2 separate regions of the Homo sapiens genome follow, and region 2 is linked to region 1. Evidence: read pairs that join two places in POLR2A ChIA-PET (ENCODE). Cell type or tissue: MCF 10A. All regions are shown on one strand. Links, peaks and the distances in the headings refer to the core of each region. The heading gives the core; the rest is flanking DNA. Region 1 has its middle 6.7 kb from the start of AHNAK. Region 2 holds the start of INTS5 (integrator complex subunit 5).

Region 1 (5,370 bases), core at 110-5,109:
TAGAGCTGGCGACCCGACTCCATGGTCCAGCACATGGCACAGAGACTGGGGTGAGGAGCAGAAAGGGAAGGGGGTGTTTGAATGGATCAGGGGCTGAGGGCAGGGCATGATCTTAGAAAACTAGGGTAGAATGAGGGAAGGGGGAGGCTCTTTTATCCACTTACTGGGCAAAATCTCAGAACCTCCACAGAGGGAGGGTGAGAGAAACTGGAGAAGGGGTCGGGGCTCAGGGCTGCAGTTGACTCAGATAAAATCTTTACAGAGCCTGGAGTGTGAATGGGAGGGGCTGAGAGAGACTTGGTTAGTTTGTAGATAAACCAGTAGATACTGGTTATAAGCAGCTATTTATCTTAGCTTTTTTGGCACTTCTGCTTAAGTCACTTATTAAAAAGTTAAAAACCTTTAAAGTTCTTCCAAGAAAGACTTATATTGTTTCCTTTTTTTCGTGCCCTGCTTTGAGCTGGAGCTGGACAGCTGCTGCTCTCACTGGGTCGGACCCATCCCACCAGCTGCCCACATGCCCCAAATGTGCCACTTCCCCTTTTGAAAGGTGGGGGAAGCCTAGAATGTTGAAGGGAGGGGAATGAAGTGCTTTGGAGGCTCCACCCAGTCATTTCTGAAATTAATACTGTGGTTTTCATGGCAACGGGCACTCTTTGTTGTCAACTCAGAACTTTCCCTCCACACATCAAATGGATTTTTCTGGGTGCTGTAGCTTCCCCAGCTCCTCCAACCAGTGTACCTATAGGGCACTGCAGGGCACTGACTTTCCCCACTTGCTGTGTTCCTGTGTTTTTGTTTTTTTTTTTCGAGACAGAGTCTCTCTTTGTTGGCCAGGCTGGAGGGGCAGTGGCATGATCTCGGCTCACTGCAGCCTCTGTCTCCCGGGCTCAGGCAATTCTCCCACCTCAGCCTCCCAAGTAGCTGGGATTACAGGTGTGTGCCACCATGCCTGTTAATTTTTTTTTGTATTTTTAGCAGAGATGGGGTTTCACCATGTTAGCCAGGCTGGACTCGAACTCCTGACCTCAGGTAATCCACCCGCCTTGGCCTCCCAAAGTGCTGGGATTACAGGCGTGAGCCACCGTGCCTGGCCTGCTCCTGTATGTTTGAATGTGATTCTGGGGTTCCCACCCCGTTCTCTTCCTCTAGTGCTGTGGAGCTCACATTGGTGCTCCTGAAAGGTTACAGAAACTGCCACCTGTTCCTGTCTGTTTGCTCCAGTCAGGCTGGCATGGCTCCCAGAGCAGGCTGTTGTTTTACTCCAGGGGAATTACTGGGGTGTCCCAGTGCCTCAGCACCCAAGGGATGGGTGGAGTAGGGTATGGTGGGGGGTGCTGGAGGGCAGCACTGCCATCAGTTGCATCTCCCATTAGAGGGAGAATACCTTGGGCTGGTGGTACTGGCTCAGTGGTGATGTCCTGGCGACCCCGTCTCAATGTTCCTGGGCTCTCTTCACTCCCCTAGGCCCCTCCCTTCTCCACCCCTCTTTGTTTTCTTGATTTCCTCAGGATTTTGAGGCAAGCCTATTGAATGGGCGATGTGCAGATCATTGGGGCAGATGGTCAGTTAGGGTTTGGGGCTATTTCTGATAGGATCTCCCATGGAATGTGCCTCCACTCCCAGCTGCCCCCTCCCCTCTGCAGCAGGAACAGCTGTCATGTGAAGGCCTCTCTGCTGGCTCAGCCCTTTTGCAATCATCTGGCGGGCTCTGCTGGGATGGGGTGGATGGTGAAGATGGGCAGAGCCAAGGGGTGAAGGAGGGAATGTGGTAGGGCAGGGGGAGCTGTCAGAGGGTAAGGAGGGCTCTAGAGTTCAGGGCTGAGGGAAGAAGGGCTGCCAAGGTCAGGCAGGAGGGGTGGAAGCTGCTGAGCAGGCCAGGGAGGTGGAATGATGAGCTTACGGTACCCATCCTGGGAGACTTTCAAGGTGGAAGGATAGTTGGTTATAGCGGGAACCCAGGCAGTCATCCTTCAGGGAGATCCGCATTTCCCCTGACTCACAGGGGACCCAAGGGGTGCTTTCCGGCTCTTCTTCCATGTGGGACCTGAGTCACCAAGATGCCTAGGGTGTTGGCTGCCCTATGGTGGCAGGTCCTGTGCCCAGCCCTGCCCTACCCTACCCACTCTTACTGTTAGGACAGGGGTTAGCAAACACGCCCCTTTTATCCCACTCTTCAATAGTAATTACCCATCTCTTTGACTCAGACATACAGAATGTACCTCTTGCAGGGACTGCCAGAGACCGTCTCTAATAACCCGTTATTTTACCAGTGGGGAAACTGGAGCCCAGAGAGTTGAAGTGACTTATCAAGGGTGCATCCGAGCTTTTCCACAATCCTTGCAGTCACTCACTGAGTCACTTCTGCTCCAAAGCTGAGCAGGAGGATGCTGCCCTCAAATGCTGAGGGATAAGGGTGGTGGACACAGCATACCAAGTGTGGAGGGGCAGGGAGAGCGAGGCATCTAAAGGCTTCCTGCACCCGTAGCTTGGTAAGGGTAGCTTGGTAAGGAGCGTGGAAGTGGAGCCAGCCCTGGGGCCAGGGTCAGATGTAGCGATCCAAGTCCTGGGGCGGGCACAGGGCACGGAGTGTAACAGAGGCGGGACTTCGAGTGACAGGAACCTCAACTATGTGGTGACTCAGGCTCTGGGCAGCCTAGGCCCTTCCTTCCCTGCTCAGCCTGATCTCCTTCAACTGGACTTAGGGAACTGTAAGCAGAGGAGAGAGGGAAACCCAGGCTGGTCTCTCTTTCCCCAGGAAGCTGGGGGAAAGGCAGAGGAAGTTGGAAAGGACAGGAGAAAAGCAGATTCCAAGAAAGGGGTGAGGAGGTGGTGTTCCCCGCTTCCTCAGCCCCTCCCTCCCTGCTCCCCACTGGGGAGGGGAGCTGGCTGGGGCGTTGGCTGCTCCGTTTACTCCAACTCCCTCCCTCGGCTCCTGTTTACAACTCAGCCCGCCCAGTCCTTAGCTCAGTGCTGAGCTCTTCTGTTTTCTCTCTCTCCCTCCCTCCTTCCTTCACAGCCTCATGTCTTGTCGCTTCTTTTCCTTAATCTCAGGTCTGCATCTCCTCTTATTGCCCCACAGCATTCCCACACCCCTAACTCTGCCTGAAATCCAGCCATGACCCATCGTGTCCACCTGCCCCACTCTCCCTGCCCAATTTCTTTCCCTTCCACCTGCCTGGACAGTCTTTCTTTGCCTTCTTTCCTCCCAGACGGTACTCTGGAGACAGCCTCATGTCTCTTGTTCTCTAACCAGCTTTAACTTGGGTTCTGGTTGGGCTTGAAGATTTCATTAGGACTGAGTGTAATTGGAGAGTTTCTGTGTATCAAAGCTCTCTGATCTAAGAAATTCAGGAACTCCTTATTTGAAGCTTGAAGTTTAAATACAGGCTGGGATTTGAATTGAGCTGGGGAAGGATGATTTTACTTGGCTTTATATTTTCGGCTAGGGTTAAGGGTTTGGGGCTTGAGAATTGCTTAGGAAATAATGTTTGGATTCCAGAATCACCAGATAGATTTGCTTTTGGGGGGTGGGGTGGACAATGACAGATTAGGAAGTGACGGAAGTGAATGGAGAAGGGCCTGTTTGGCAGGGATGCTAATCCCTGGGCTGGTGTGTGTATGGGGTGGAGGCGGGGTCTGGGAGATCCCAGATGGTGCTAAGAAGGGTTAACAGTCATTTCTTTGCTGCTGCTGCTGCTTTTTTTTTTTTTTTTTTTGAGACAGAGTTTTGCTCTTCTTGCCCATGCTGGAGTGCAATGGCGCAATCTCGGCTCACTGTAACCTCCGCCTCTCAGGTTCAAGCAATTCTTCTGCCTCAGCCTCCCGAGTAGCTGGGATTACAGGCGTGCACCACCACGTCCGGCTAATTTTGTATTTTTTGTAGAGACGGGGTTTCACCAGGTTGGTCAGGCTGGTCTCGAGCTGCTGACCTCAAGTGATCCACCCGCCTTGGCCTCCCAAAGTGCTGGGATTACAGGCGTGAGCCACCAGGCACAGCCCATTTTTCTGCTTCTAAGAATATCATGCAAAAGAACCTTCATGGGGGGAAAAGTCTGCTTCTAAAGAGACTGCAAACAGACCACACACTTCATTTGCCTTCTGGGATCAGAAACTGAGATTACCCTTTGAGCAGTCAACCTCTTTTCTTCCTTGTAACATGCTGATTTCAGAAAAGGGGACTGTGGAGAGAAGGGAGGGGAAGGGGAATCCCCTGGCCAGGGGCCTGCCCACAGAGCTCCCCTTTGTGGTTACTATGGAAACAGGCATAATAGGAACAAAATAGAGGCAGGTTGCCTGGCAACAGAAGAGCCCAAGGTTCATTACAGACGCGCGCACACACACACAAACTGACATATACACACACACGCAAAACAGGTACATATCAGGGAACCTCCCCCACTCCCCAGGGAGGCAGTGTCACTTCTGGGGAAGCTGGGGTATCCCTGTGATGACAAGTCCTAGAGCTCATCCAGCTTTGGCAGTGCGTGTGGAGCACTGTGGTACCAGCTCCCTCTGAATGGTGGTGGAGCACTAGCGGCAGGGCTGACCTCCCTCTTATAAGAGGAAAGCCTTTACTTTATATCACAGAGGAGTCTAAACCTTCGAGAAGATGGAGGTTTTCTTTGCAAAGTAGGGACCGAAAGAACTCCTTAATACTCCTTATAAAACATGGTGTGTAAAAACAAACAAAAAACAGGCCAGGTGTGGTGGCTCACGCTTGTAATCCCAGCACTTTGGGAGGCTGAGGCAAGCGGATCATGAGGTCAGGAGTTCGAGACCAGCCTGGCTAGCATGGTGAAACTCCGTCTCTACTAAAAATACAAAAATTAGCCAGGCGTGGTGGCGCGTGCCTATAATCCCAGCTACTTGGGAGGCTGAGGCAGGAGAATCGTTTGAACCCAGGAGGCAGAGGTTGCAGTGAGCCAAGATGAGCCAAGATCGTGTCACTGCACTCCAGCCTGGGCGACAGAGCTAGACTCCATCTCAAAACAACCACCACCACCACCACCACAACAACAAAACAACAAAAACACCCAAAACATAGTGTGTCGGGGGGGTGCTGGCGGGGGAGTAGCTGTGTAAATTACCTGGTAGGAAAGATAACTCCAATTCTCTGGAGGCATAGGACCTCCAAGGAATTCAAAGGACAAGGTAAAGGGGTATCGGAGCCGTTTCCGCCTGGACTGAGCTTTTTGCTGGGATTCCATCTTGCCAAGGTCTCTATTGCTTCCACCACCACCACAGTTCCCCAACCCCATATTGGACACACAATAAATGTTTGGGTAGCTGCAAGAAAGACCCACAAGTAGAGGAATTGCTCCCTGGGGGCTGAGAGCCAGAGGAAGTTGTGACAGCCTGGGATGCAGG
Region 2 (5,315 bases), core at 316-5,315, 100 kb before region 1:
CACTGTAACCTCCACCTCCCGGGTTCAGGCGATTCTCCTGCCTCAGCCTCCTGAGTAGCTGGGATCACAGGTGTTCACCACCACGCTGGCTAATTTTTTTTTTTTTTTTTGAGACTGAGTCTCGCTCTGTTGCCCAGGCTGGAGTGCAGTGGTGCAATCTTGGCTCATCACAACCTCCACCTCCCGGTTTCAAGGGATTCTCCTGCCTCAGCCTCCAGAGTAGCTGGGACTATAGGTGGGCGCCACAATGCCCAGCTAATTTTTTGTATTTTTAGTAGAGACAGAGTTTCACTATGTTGGCCAGCTTGTCTCGAACTCCTGACCTTGTGATCCCCCTGCCTCGCCCTCCCAAAGTTCTAGGATTATAGGCATGATCCATCACGCCCAGCCCGAGGATATAGCTTTTAACAAAATAGGCCAAGTCTCTATTGTCAAGCAGCTTATTTTCTGTTTCATTCAATAAACATAATAAAAATAGCTAATGCTTATCTAGTGCTTACCATTGCTGGCACCAAGTGCTATACAATGACCATACTACCTCATTTCAATTTTCGTAACAACCCTTTGAGGTATTTGTACTATTAATATTACCTCCTCATTTCCAGAAGAAGGAACAGTTATGGAGTGGTTAAGTAAAGTATACAACTAGTAGGTAGAAGAGCTGGAACCTGATCTAGGTACACTGGCTTGAGTGAGGGCTCTTGATGAGGTGTACTGGCTCCCTTTACAGTTAGCAAGCTCTATCTCTGGCAGGTGTGGGGCTGTGAGTTAGACGAAGGTCCCTATGCTGGGAAGCTGTGGGAGAGAGAGAAGCTTAAATAATGAAGACGGATGGAAGGATGTTATTCATACTTGCTACTGGGAGGACATCTTCAGGCTAGCTAGCCCAATTTGTTTTGGGCTCCCTCTCCCTCCTTCTCTTTCTTAGTTTTTCTTTTTCTTTTATGAGTTTTCTCTTCTTTCCATCTCTTTTCTGCTTTCTCTCTTCCCTTTTCTCTCTCTCTCGTAAAAGTATTTTTGTAGGAGGGGTGCAGTGGCTAACACCTGTAATCCCAGCACTTTGGGAGGCTGAGGCGGGCGGATCACCTGAGGTCAGGAGTTTGAGACCAGCCTGGCCAACATGTCTCCAATTAGCTGGGCGTGGTGGCACATGCTTGTAGTCCCAGCTACTTGGGAGGCTGAGGCAGGAGAATTGCTTGAACCTGGGAGGTGGAGGTTGCAGAGACGAGACTGCACTCCAGCCTGGGCGACAGAATGAGATTTTAAAAAAAGCCTGGGTGCGGTGGCTCTTGCCTGTAATCCCAGCATTTTGGGAGGCTGAGGTGGATGGATCACTTGAGGTCAGGAGTTTGAGACCAGATTGGCGGACAGGGGAAAACGTTGTCTCTATAAAAATAAAAAAATTAGCCAGATTTGGTAGTGGATGCCTATAGTCCCAGCTACTCGGGAGGCTGAGGCAGGAGAATCTCCTGAACCTGGAAAGTGGAGGTTGCAGTGAGCTCAGATCTCACCACTGCACTCCAGCCTGGGTGAGGGAGTGAGACTCTGTCTCAAAAGGAAAACGAAACAAAACAAAACAAAAACAAAGAGAGACTGGCCGGGTGTGCGTGGCTTACTCCTGTAATCCCAGTGCTTTGGGAAGCTGAGGTGGGTGAATCACTTGAGGACAGGAGTTTGAGATCAGACTGGGCAACATAGCGAGACACTCGCCCCACCCACATGCAAATCCCTAACTCTGAAAATATTTAAAAAGTAGCCAAGTGTGATGGCGCACGCCTGTAATCTCAGCTACCTAGAACGCTGAGGTGGGAGGATGTCTTGAGCCCAGGAGGTCGGGGCTGCCGAGAGGGGTGATCCTATCACTGCACGGTCACAAAATAAACAACAATAACAACAACAACACCAACAAAAAAACCTTCCTATGCTTCATTTTTTTAAAGTCCTGAGTTGAGGCCGGGCGCGGTGGCTCACGCCTGTAATCCCAGCACTTTGGGAGGCCGAGGCGGGTGGATCATGAGGTCAGGAGATCGAGACCATCCTGGCTAACAAGGTGAAACCCCGTCTCTACTAAAAATACAAAAAATTAGCCGGGCGCGGTGGCGGGCGCCTGTAGTCCCAGCTACTCGGGAGGCTGAGGCAGGAGAATGGCGTGAACCCGGGAAGCGGAGCTTGCAGTGAGCCGAGATTGCGCCACTGCAGTCCGCAGTCCGGCCTGGGCGACAGAGCGAGACTCCGTCTCAAAAAAAAAAAAAAAAAAAAAAAGTCCTGAGTTGAACATTTTGTATTTTTGGCGTTAGGAAAAATGATTAAAATACCCCTGTGAGTGTTTTAGTTTCTCTCTCTCTCTCTCTCTCTCTCTCTCTCTCTCTCTCTCTCTCTCTCTCTCTCTCTCTCTCTCTCTCTCTCTCTCTGTGTGTGTGTGTCTATCGGGACTCTTGCTCTGTCGCCCAGGCTGGAGTGCAGTGGCGCGATCTCGGCTCACTGCAATCTCTGCCTCCCGGGATCAAGCGATTCTCCTGCCTCAGCCTCCCGAGTAATCGGGATTACAGGCATAAGCCACCACGCCTGGCTAATTTTTGTATTTGCAGTAGAGACGGCAGGCTAGTCTTGAACTCCTGACCTCAGGTGATCCGCCCTCTCGGGCTCTCAAAGTGCTGGGTTTACAGGCGTGAGCCACCGCGCCCGGCCTAGTCTGTATGTCAATAGGCTTTTGAATAAAGTGGTTGCATATAGGGCGAATCGGCTTCCTGCTATCATCGTCCCGGGATTATGCTCTGGGACTCCGACAGGGTGCGGAACTAATGTAAGAGGGTCGAGGACATCGCCGGATTAATTTTCCTGCGAGGCCTGGTAGCTGGTTCCTTTCGCGTTTCCTGTCAGCGCGCATGCGCCGCCTGCGCTCCGCCGCTCGCGCCTCGGGCTCGGCTCGGGCTCCGGGATGTCCGCGCTGTGCGACCCTCCCGGGGCCCCAGGGCCACCTGGGCCTGCCCCGGCCACCCACGGTCCCGCGCCTCTCAGGTAGTTAGAGCCCTTGGCACCTTCCCCCCATCGCGCGGCCCCGCGCCGATCCCTAGCCTTCTCGGTAGAAACCCGGATCCTACCTCGAGAACTCACGTCAGGGTTCTCAGATTCTTGGTCAGGTCCTCCCAGAACTCAGGGACTGCTTCACCAAAACTCAGGGCTCCAGTGCCCGCCCTCCCGACCTCGGGCCTGCCTCTCGCTAGACTCCAATGCCTAACTACCCTCGACCCCGGGCTTCCTCTCCCAAGAGTCGGGGGTATCTGAACTCTTGGGAACCCAGCTGCCCTGGCCATTTTTGACCCTAGGAAACCCAGTGTCCTGACTTCATAGAGACTCCCTGAGAACCCAGGCCCAGAAACAGAATGCAGTCCGGCTGAGATATTCCCTTATATTAGGGTGTTTTTTGGAGGAAACAGAGGAATGGCACTGTTAGAGCCTTATCAGCACCTAGAGGATGCTGTCTTCTTTGACAGAAAAGGCGATAAGAGAAAGGGGATTTGCCACCTCCCATAACATTGGCTTCTGAACCTCTGAGACTGAACCCATATATGTTTTAGGAGGGAAAGGGTTGAAAAGCATTATTACTCTGTGCCCTGGGACACCCTGATGTCCAAGCACATTGAGGGTGCTGAGTAGGTGGTGGTGGTTGATGTGGTGGTAGGTGACTAAGATTTTGCAGAATATGGGAAGAAACAGATGTTAGGAGGGAGAGCCCTTAATAAGGTGCTTACAATTTTTTTTTTTTCCCATTAAGAGATTTCAAGGTGCTTGTGTTGTGGGATGGGGCGGGGCGGGGGTGGTGGTAGAAGGTGATAAAGTGGAAAGGTGTGTTTTTTTTTGTTTTTGTTTTTTGAGATGGTCGCCCTGACTCCCAGGCTGGAGTGCAGTGGCGTGATCTCGGCTTACTGCAACCTCCGCCTCCTGGGTTCAAGCGATTCTCATGCCTCAGCCTCCTGAGTAGCTGGGATTACACCATGCCTGGCTATTTTTTTTTTTTTTTTGTATTTTTAATAGAGATGAGGTTTCACCCTGTTGGCCAGGCTGGTTTCGATCTTCTGACCTCAAGTGATCCACCCTCCTTGGCCTCCCAGAGTGCTAGGATTACAGACGTGAGGCACCTCAGCCAGCCTGGAAATGTTTTTAAAGCAGATATTATAGAAACACAAATATAGTCAACTCAACAGATATTTATTGACTACCTTCCATATACTGTGTACTTCAATAGAAGTGGATACAGTGTTGAAGAGCACAGAAATGGTTCCTACACTCATGGCGCATATAGTCTGATTGCTTAACCTTGATTTCGTTCTTTTTTTTGACGGCGCACACAGTCTGGGGTGCAGTGGTGTGATTTTGGCTCACTGCAGCCCTGCTTCCAGGGCTCAAGTGATCCTTCTGCCTCAACCTCCCCAGTAGGTGGGACCGCAGGCACATGCGACCATGCCTGGCTAATTATTATTATTATTATTTTTGTAGAGATGGGGTTTCACTATGTTCCTCAGACTGGTCTTGAACTCTTGCGCTCAAGCGATCCACCAGCCTTGGCCTCCCAAAGTGCTGGGATTATAGGCGTGAGCCACTGAAGCCAGCCTTGATTTGTCTGTAAAATGGGATCATAATAGTACCTAACTTATTGAACTGTTGTCAGGATTGAAATAATACACGCAAAGTACTTAAAAGAGTACCTGATATATTCTAAGAGTTATCTGTTGCTGATATTATTACTGTTGTCATTGAAAGAAACATAGCTTTTGGCCGGGCACGTGGCTCACGCCTGTAATCCCAGCACTTTGGGAGGACGAGGCGGGAGGATCACAAGGTCAGGAGATCGAGACCATCCTGGCTAACACGGTGAAACCCCGTCTCTACTAAAAATAAAAAAAAAAATATTAGCCGGGCGTGGTGGCGGGCGCCTGTAGTCCCAGCTACTCAGGAGGCTGAGGCAGGAGAATGGCGTGAACCTGGGAGGTGGAGCTTGCAGTGAGTGGAGATGGCACCACTGCACTCCAGCCTGGGCGGCAGAGCGAGACTCCCTCTCGGGGCGGGGGGAGAAAGAAACATAGCTTTTATTGAGTGATTAGTGTGAATCTGGTATGGAACCTAAGTGCTTTTTTTTCCCTCAGGCCATCCTTCTGCAGAACTTAAGTGCTTTATAAACATTCTCAACCAGGCATGGTGCCTCACACCTGTAATGCCAGCACTTTGGGAGGCTAAGGTGGGCAAACTGCTTGAGGCCATGAAACCAGCCTGTGGAACATAGCCAGACCTCATTTCTATAAAAAGGTTAAAAAGTT

What was found. ChIA-PET counts read pairs that join two places held together with the same protein. Peaks named below come from ENCODE experiments on the same cell type or tissue, not always from the same donor. Only the 100,000 strongest peaks of a DNase experiment are listed, where the experiment ranks them.
Region 2: POLR2A ChIA-PET joins it to region 1 with 10 read pairs; 28 of 35 experiments call an interaction of 5 or more read pairs at or near these places.

What each region holds. Positions count from the first base shown.
Region 1 is chr11:62,550,868-62,556,237 of GRCh38, reverse strand. No RefSeq gene overlaps it. Among named protein-coding and RNA genes, the nearest start is that of AHNAK, 6.7 kb to the right of the region's middle. RefSeq lists enhancers at 1-25, 1-233, 3,456-4,261, 4,262-5,067 and a silencer at 2,528-2,577. In MCF 10A, for the core only: no CTCF peak of the experiment used is centred there; DNase peaks (open chromatin) are centred at 2,047 and 2,667.
Region 2 is chr11:62,650,873-62,656,187 of GRCh38, reverse strand. INTS5 (integrator complex subunit 5) reads left to right here and starts at 2,886. Exons shown (of 2, transcript NM_030628.2): 1 at 2,886-3,018. The coding sequence starts at 2,939. RefSeq lists silencers at 2,564-2,653, 2,944-3,143 and an enhancer at 2,716-3,475. In MCF 10A, for the core only: no CTCF peak of the experiment used is centred there; a DNase peak (open chromatin) is centred at 2,797.